Regions from separate parts of the Mus musculus genome. Here region 1 is linked to region 2. Evidence: chromatin contacts called from ENCODE Hi-C or POLR2A ChIA-PET data. All regions are on one chromosome and are shown on one strand. Each heading gives the region's core, a stretch centred on a gene start or an enhancer-like site at or near the end of the contact. The rest is flanking DNA. Distances are from core to core; before and after follow the strand shown. Region 1 holds the start of Plin3 (perilipin 3). Region 2 holds the start of Fem1a (fem 1 homolog a).

Region 1 (3,562 bases), core at 538-3,037, 34 kb before region 2:
CCCCTGCCTCAGCTCTGGCTGCTGGAGTGACAGGCATGTGCCACACCTGGTGGATGTGGGGTGGGGGGTGGGGGCAGAACCCAAGTTTTGTGTATACTGATTGAGCACTGTGCACTAGCCTCTAATTTCTCCTCTCATTCCATCACTGGGAGACTGAAGCCGGGGAGGGGGGGGGGGATATGGCCTCAGTCAGTGAGACAAAGTAAAAGTCCCTTAGAGGCCAGTGAAATGGATCAGTGAGAAAGGGAGGGAGTGGCTGCCAACTCTGCAGATCTGAGCTTAGTCCCCAGGCTCAACAACGGTGGTGCAGAGAAATGACGTCCCACGTGCTCTTTCCTGACCTACACACACACTAGTGGTAGAGTGCCCCCCTAAATAAATAGGTGTAATATACATTTTAAATTTTCCTTCGACTCCCCTCCCAATATTGTTTTGTTTTTTAAGACAGTCACTGTGTAGCTCTGGTGGTCCACCCAGTATCCCTCTAAAGTCTTAATGCTATTCTGCTGGCGTGACTTCCCACTGGTCTCTGAATGCTACCAAGCTGAGAGGGTACAGACTATGTTCCTGGGGCTGCCCTACATGACCTTTGTGTACAGCATGTGCCTAATAATTGTTGAATGCCTGTATACACAGCTAATGAGCCATGGGCCAGGCCCAAGGTTAATAGGACATGCTTTCTACGGCACCGATGGGCCTAGACACGTCAGGGGCACAGAGAGGGAGAGGCGCCATTGTGGAAAGAGAGGAGAGGGGAGCCGTCGGGAGGGGGTCACAGAGAGAAGGTCGCTGTAGGGGACACAGAGTGGAGGGGCTCTGTAAGGGAAGGAACGCAGAGGCGCTAGAGGCACAGAGGGAAGTGGCACCGTTGGGGGACATGGCGGGGAGGGGCGCAGTCGCGAGCAGGGCGCCACCTGGTGGCAACATGCCCCATCCCGCCACTGCCCCTGTGAAGGCGGCATTGTTCACTGGAAGCAGGAAGATAAAGAACTCAGCCTGAGTCAAGGCAGCTCAGAAAAAAAAAGGAGGGGCCGGGCGGAAGTCTGGAAAGATCTGAGGTAACTCAGTAAGGGTGGGTCCTCTCCAGGCCTGGCTCACATCCGTGCATGCGCAGTTGCAAATGCCCGTGCACATTTTCACAACTGCACACGTAGTCACACCCTCAACAAAAATACATTCCCTTCTTTCTTAGCTCCTGCAGCCGTCTGAGGTTAACACTTGGCTTACAGGCCAAGGGGAGAAAGAAGATTTAGGGATGAGAAAAAAAAAAAAGTCCAGGAGGTGTCTGTCTTCAGGAAAGGATTGATCCAGGGGTCCAGGAGCAGAAAGCTGGATACTGCGCATGGCTGGCCATATCAGGGCCTCAGTGCCCTCGTCCAGAGGACTTGGGACAACAAGAACCTCAATCTGGATGACAGCAACTTTTCCTTTAGGACCCAATCAGGGCTGAGGTTCAGGGTGTGTAACCTCCTGGCATTGATTTCCCTGGGTCCGATGGGCTTCTAAAAATGTCACTCAATCAGTCCTTGGATCTGGAAGCCTCTCTAAGGTCTCTGGAAACATGGGAGGATTCAAGGACCCCAGAATGGCACTCCCCTCTCCCCTCCATCTAGGATCAGGACTCCAAGTCTTTCTGGGACTCAACTAATGCAAGCAACCTGGGCTGGGTCGCCTTAGAAGGGTGGGCGGAACTACGCCATAGGGACCTCTGATTGGCCCTCTGTCCTGTCACTCCAAGGCCCCTCCCTCCACGGGGGATGCACAAGGCCGCCCCGCCCCACCCGGTAGATCCAAGCTGGACTTGGTAGGGGAGGTTTCCTCGCTTGGACGACCTGAGGACTTTGGTGAGAGCTGGGGGGCAAGGGGCAGGATCGATCTTGAGGCGCCCTTAGAGAGGAGGGAGAAACGAGGCTTCCTGGGAGGACTCCGGTATCCCAAAAATCCCTGCACGCTAGGAAACCCTACTTCTAGAGACTAACTTTTACCCAAGGACCCAACTTCTGCAGCGCTTCCAACTCTTGGCCTGGCCACCCTAGGACCTTAGCGTCCTCGTCAGTGACGGAGTCCCTGAGCGTCCAAAAAGGTGGATTCCACTGTCCTGGGTCCCCAGAATTAGAGTTGTGTTCAAATGCGAGTCCCGTGTGTCCTGGGCTGCGGCTCCTCCCTCTTCCCCGTGATTCTGAGTCTCCTGTCCCCAAGAACAAACAACCCCGCAGGCACAGTCACAAATAGCTTCACCTGCCGTGCACTAACTAGCCCCAGGCCCTGGATCCTACATAAAGCCAGGCCTGTTCCACAGGAAGCTGTGACCCCCAGCCGAGCATGGTGCCTCCCTCTGTTGGAATCTCTCAAATTTAATGTTTTGTTTCTGTCTTGTTAATTGTTTTTGGAAATGGCCCTACGCTAAACTTAGGGTGCCTTGGAATTTGCCTCCACCAAAAATGCTGGGATGACAGCATTGTCACCAAACCAGGCCGAAAGACTCCCTTAACCACTTCTAAGCCTTGGCTACATGCTGGTTTTTTGACCCTGGGGGCTTTTCTGGCTTTCTTTGCAGAGAAAGTAATCTGGTGGGCGGAGTGTGTGGGGGAGGGTCAGTTTCAGGCAGCTGGAGCCGGGTGTAGAGAGATTAGCTGCCACAAGTGCTCAAAAAGAGCAAAAAGCCCTTGTTTTTCTCCAGCGGCCACCATTGCTTAGGAAGGGGAGCTCCAGGGGTGTCTGACTCCTCAGGCTTTGCCACCCACCTTACCGATGACAGGAAGGCATGACCAGCATCACCTGACTCCCGTGTTGGGAAATCTTTATCGCAAACCTAACTGCTGCGGTTTGCCAGACTAGTTTATTGAGCACCCACTGTGGTTTAGCTGCCGATTTGAGCATTCTGCAGACAACGCCAAGCAATCTCATAAAGCCCAGGCTGGCCTAGAATTCACACACTGGGTAGTGGAAGATGGCTTTGATTTCTAACCTTCCTCAAGTGCTGGGGTGACAGGCATGTGCCATCACACTTGGTGTTTGTTGTTCTGGGGCATCTGGAAGGCCCAGCCCCAGTTTTTAACTGGTTTTTAAACAAATGATATCACCTACCTGTCCTAAAATTCAGACGCCAGGCTTCTACCTCTGTCTGAACTCTGTCCTTAGTCCATTAAGCTTCCTGATCTTCTAACATTCTATGTAAAGACAAGCAGACTCCGGCTGCAAGTGATGATTCAGTAGTTAAGAGCACTTCCTGTTCCCTCAAAGGACCGAGGCTCAGTTCTTAGCACCAGCTTCAGGCTCCTTATGTAACCTAACTCCAGCTGCAGGGGTCTGACTCTCCTGAACTCTGTGGCCACTGCATGCACATAAGCAAAACTAAAATGTAGATCTTTATAAGATGTATTATATTTGTTTATTTTTGCTTTATGTTTTGTTGTAACTGGGTCTCACTCTGTAGACCAGGTTGGCCTGGGACTCACAGAGACCCTCCTGCTCCAACTCCCAAGTGCTGGGATTAAAGGCGCACACCTGGCTTATCTTATTTTGAGTTGTGTGTATGCCCGTGTGGATGTGGTGCCTGTAG
Region 2 (3,421 bases), core at 243-2,742:
TCCCGAACCCCTTTGCTGAGCACACCCATGAGGTCGGCAAAGCCAAGCTGCATGCCCAGGTTGCCCTTGGCCGAGCGGTCCTGCAGCACGTAGGAGAAGAGCTCTGCAAACGACAGGAAGCTGCTGGCGGTCATGGGGCTCAGGGGCTCCAAGTTGTTTTGTTGCATGTCCAAGGCATACTTCCACAGACGGATACAGCGCTCGAAATTCCCGGAGTCCGCATAGACAGCACCCCGGTACCGTATGTAGTATGAAGTGTCAGGATGTGAGGGGCCCAAGATTCTCTCCCGTATCAGCAGCGCCTGCATCCGCATTTCATCAGGATCTGTAATGAGGGCTTCCAACTCTTGGGGTGTAGTCACCTCCCTGGAATAGTCATAGGCCAGAACCAGTTGCTGGGGCTCCGGCTTAGGGAGGTAGCCTCCACCCTGGTGACGGAGTTCCATCGCCCTTCTCCAGTGCTTCAGGGCTCCAAGCAGATCCCTTTTCTTATCCACGTAGGTGGCACCCAGCAGCTCCAAAGCTTCCACAGCTGCTTCCCGGCTGGTAGGGCAGCAGCTCTCATACGGTTCTGCTTCTTCTGGGGTGGAGCAGTGGTTTCCTGCCACCTGGGAGGAGCCTTCCCCGGGAAGCTCTGTCCCTGAGAGCTGCTCGTGGCCCGGCTGTTCCTGGATGAGGTACTCCACGATGTTGGTGTGCCCGGTGACGCTGGCGGCCAGCAGCGGGGTCATGCCATAGCCGTCGCGCTCCATGCGCGCGTGGCAGCCCAGCAGCAGCTGTAGGATCTCCAGGCTGCCAGATTCTGCACAGTCGTGCAGGGCGGTGTTGCCCTTGGCGCTGCGCCGGTTCACCTGTGCGCCGCGCTCCAGCAGGTAGCGCGCGATCTCGCGGTGGCCCTTGTAGCAGGAGATCATAAGGCACGTGTGGCCGTGGCGATTGGCCACCTCCAGGTCCGCCTTGTGCTCGCCCACCAGGTAGCGTACCACGTCCAGGTGGCCGTCGAAGCAGGCGGCGCGCAGCGGCGTGGAGTTGGTGCGCGTGGTGCGGTTGACCGAGGCGCCTCGGCGCAGAAGGCTACGCACCACGGCCAGGTGACCCGCGGCCGACGCTGCCCAGAGCGGCGGCGCGCCCTCGATGGTCTCGCCATCGAAGTGCACGGAGCCGCTCGCCTCCACGCTGGCGCCGCAGTGGTCCACCAGATACTCCACCACGTCTAGGTGTCCACGGCGCGCTGCGATTAGCAGTGGCGTGCCACCGCCGGCCACCTCACCCAGCAGCTCCTCCAGCTCCTCACGCCCACGGCCGGCCAGCAGCTTCTGCAGCAGCGGCAGCTTGCCGTCGTGCGCCGCATTGTACACCGCTGTGTGCAGATCCATGCTGGAAGCCTCGCTGCTGGATCTAGCCGGGCCGCCGGTCGCCAGAGACAACCTTCACCTTCTCCCGGGCTGTCATCTTAGCGGGTCTCCGGGAGGAATAAAATGGCCGCCGCGAAGGGGCGAGGACAGAGTGTGCACAGGCATGCTGGGAAATGGAGTCCTATGAGCGATCGCCCGCCGAATGATACTGGAATCAGAAAAGCGAAAAAACTACATTTCCCGAAAGGGATAGGGGGGAACCGGTGACAGGACGGCAATTTCCGCCAAGCAAGGCCAATGGTTAGTGCGATCCTTGGGAAATGTGGTGACATACTTCCTGGTATTGACTCTAAGGCGGAGATTGCCGGCAGCATGTTCTCACTCAGTTCCCAAAAGGACGTCTCTCAAAAGGGTCTCAGTTTTCAATTCCTACCATGCAAGTCTATAAAGTTGTATGTGACCCTGAGTATTTGATGACATACTTCCGGTTACTGTCACTGACACAGACTCTAGACAGGGCAAGAAGTCCGAGCTTTAGCTCGAAGAATACTGGGCGAGGTACCATTGAAAGACTACAGTTCCCATCATGGAAATACACCATGTTTTGAGGGGCTCTGAGCAGCTTGGCCAGGTGATAATGTGCATTCTGTCATTCATGTCAGAATCCACAGGAAAACATGAAGTGGGGGAAAAAGGAATTCGCTTCCCACAGCGCCGTGGGGCACCCGCGAGACGAAATGTAAATAAAAAGCCTCCCTTCGTATCGGGCAAGGCTCGGCGGCCCTTGCGGACGACCCAGGGTAGCGTGGTGCTGTACTTCCGGTTTTCGAGGTCGCGCAGGCAGGAAATGAATGGGCCTCCGCCTCCTTTGCGGACTACATTTCCCAGCGGGCAACAAAGGCAACTCCCAGCCAATCCGGAGCGAGGTGGAAGGCGAAGGGCTTCTACGAAAGGCTTGCTGACCAGCAGGGGGCGCGCGCCGAGTGTAAGATCTTGAGCTGGCAGCGCACCCCAACTCGCCTTTAGCTATTTGCAGAAATGTTAGGCAGTCTCGATTTTCACGTTAGCTTTTCTTTTTCTTTCTTTCTTCTTTTTTTAAGGAGCCACATGCGGGGCTAGAGAGATGGCTCAGTGGTCAAGAGCACTGACTACTTATCCAAAGGACTCTGGTTCAATTCCCAGCACCCACATGGTAGCTCCCAACTGGTCTGTAATTCCAGTTCAAGGGATCTTACACTAATGCACATAAAATAAAATTAAATAAATAAAAAATTTAAAGGCCACATGCTTTCCCTCCATCCGCCAAGGCCAGCAGAGGGCGTCGGGATCTTTGCCGCTGGAGTTACTGGTGGTGTGCGCATCCCTATGGTTGAGAGTCACAGCTGAACCACTGCTCCAGTTCCTCAAGGTCTTTTTAAAGATCAGTTTGAGGTAGGATTTCATGTAGCTCCGGTTGATGTCAATTCCCGGGACCCTCGTGATGGAAGATGAAAACTGATTCCCAAGGGCTGTCCTCTGACATCCATACATGTTCTGTAGCACATGGACACACACAGAGAATAAGAAAAATAAATGTAGTTTAAATTTGTATTATTGTGTGTGCACACACACACCGCAGCACAGGCACAGAGATCTGAGGACAACCCTTGGGAGTCATCCTCTTCCACCGTGTGTGCGTCCTGGGGCTCAAACTCAGGTCATCAGATTTGGCAGCAAGCACCTTTGCTTGCCTAACCACCTCACTAGTTGTTTTTCTTTGTTTTCAATATGATTTGTCTTTCTGTACTCCCTCAGGCCTGCAGTGAGTCAGCTCCAAGGAGACTGGGGGGGGGGGGGGCTGTGCTGGTGGCCACTCCAGCTCCTGTCTGCACCTTGTGTCTATCCATACCTCAGCCTGTCTCTGCTCTGCATAGCTCCTCTTCAGCTTCTGACATTTGCTTGTCTTGCACAGGCTGCTTGCCCCTGGCACCCCACTGCGTGTGAATAGCCATAAGCCACCTCGGAACCCCTGACCAGCAACTCTCATGTAGAGCCACAGCTGAGCCTCTGGCACGCACTAGCCATGC

The links. A loop is a pair of places that touch in the nucleus more often than their neighbours do. ChIA-PET counts read pairs that join two places held with the same protein, here RNA polymerase II (POLR2A).
Region 1: POLR2A ChIA-PET joins it to region 2 with 19 read pairs in Patski. The contact joins the promoter of Plin3 here to the promoter of Fem1a in region 2. A Hi-C loop is called at or near these places in 2 of 37 maps with a recorded cell type or tissue (gastrocnemius and heart). POLR2A ChIA-PET finds 5 or more read pairs at or near these places in 4 of 5 experiments (Patski and embryonic stem cell).

Annotation. Positions count from the first base shown.
Region 1 is chr17:56,288,736-56,292,297 of GRCm38, reverse strand. It overlaps Plin3 (perilipin 3), which reads left to right and starts at 1,787. Exons shown (of 8, transcript NM_025836.3): 1 at 1,787-1,844.
Region 2 is chr17:56,254,864-56,258,284 of GRCm38, reverse strand. Fem1a (fem 1 homolog a) reads right to left here and starts at 1,492. Exons shown (of 1, transcript NM_010192.4): 1 at 1-1,492. The coding sequence starts at 1,376.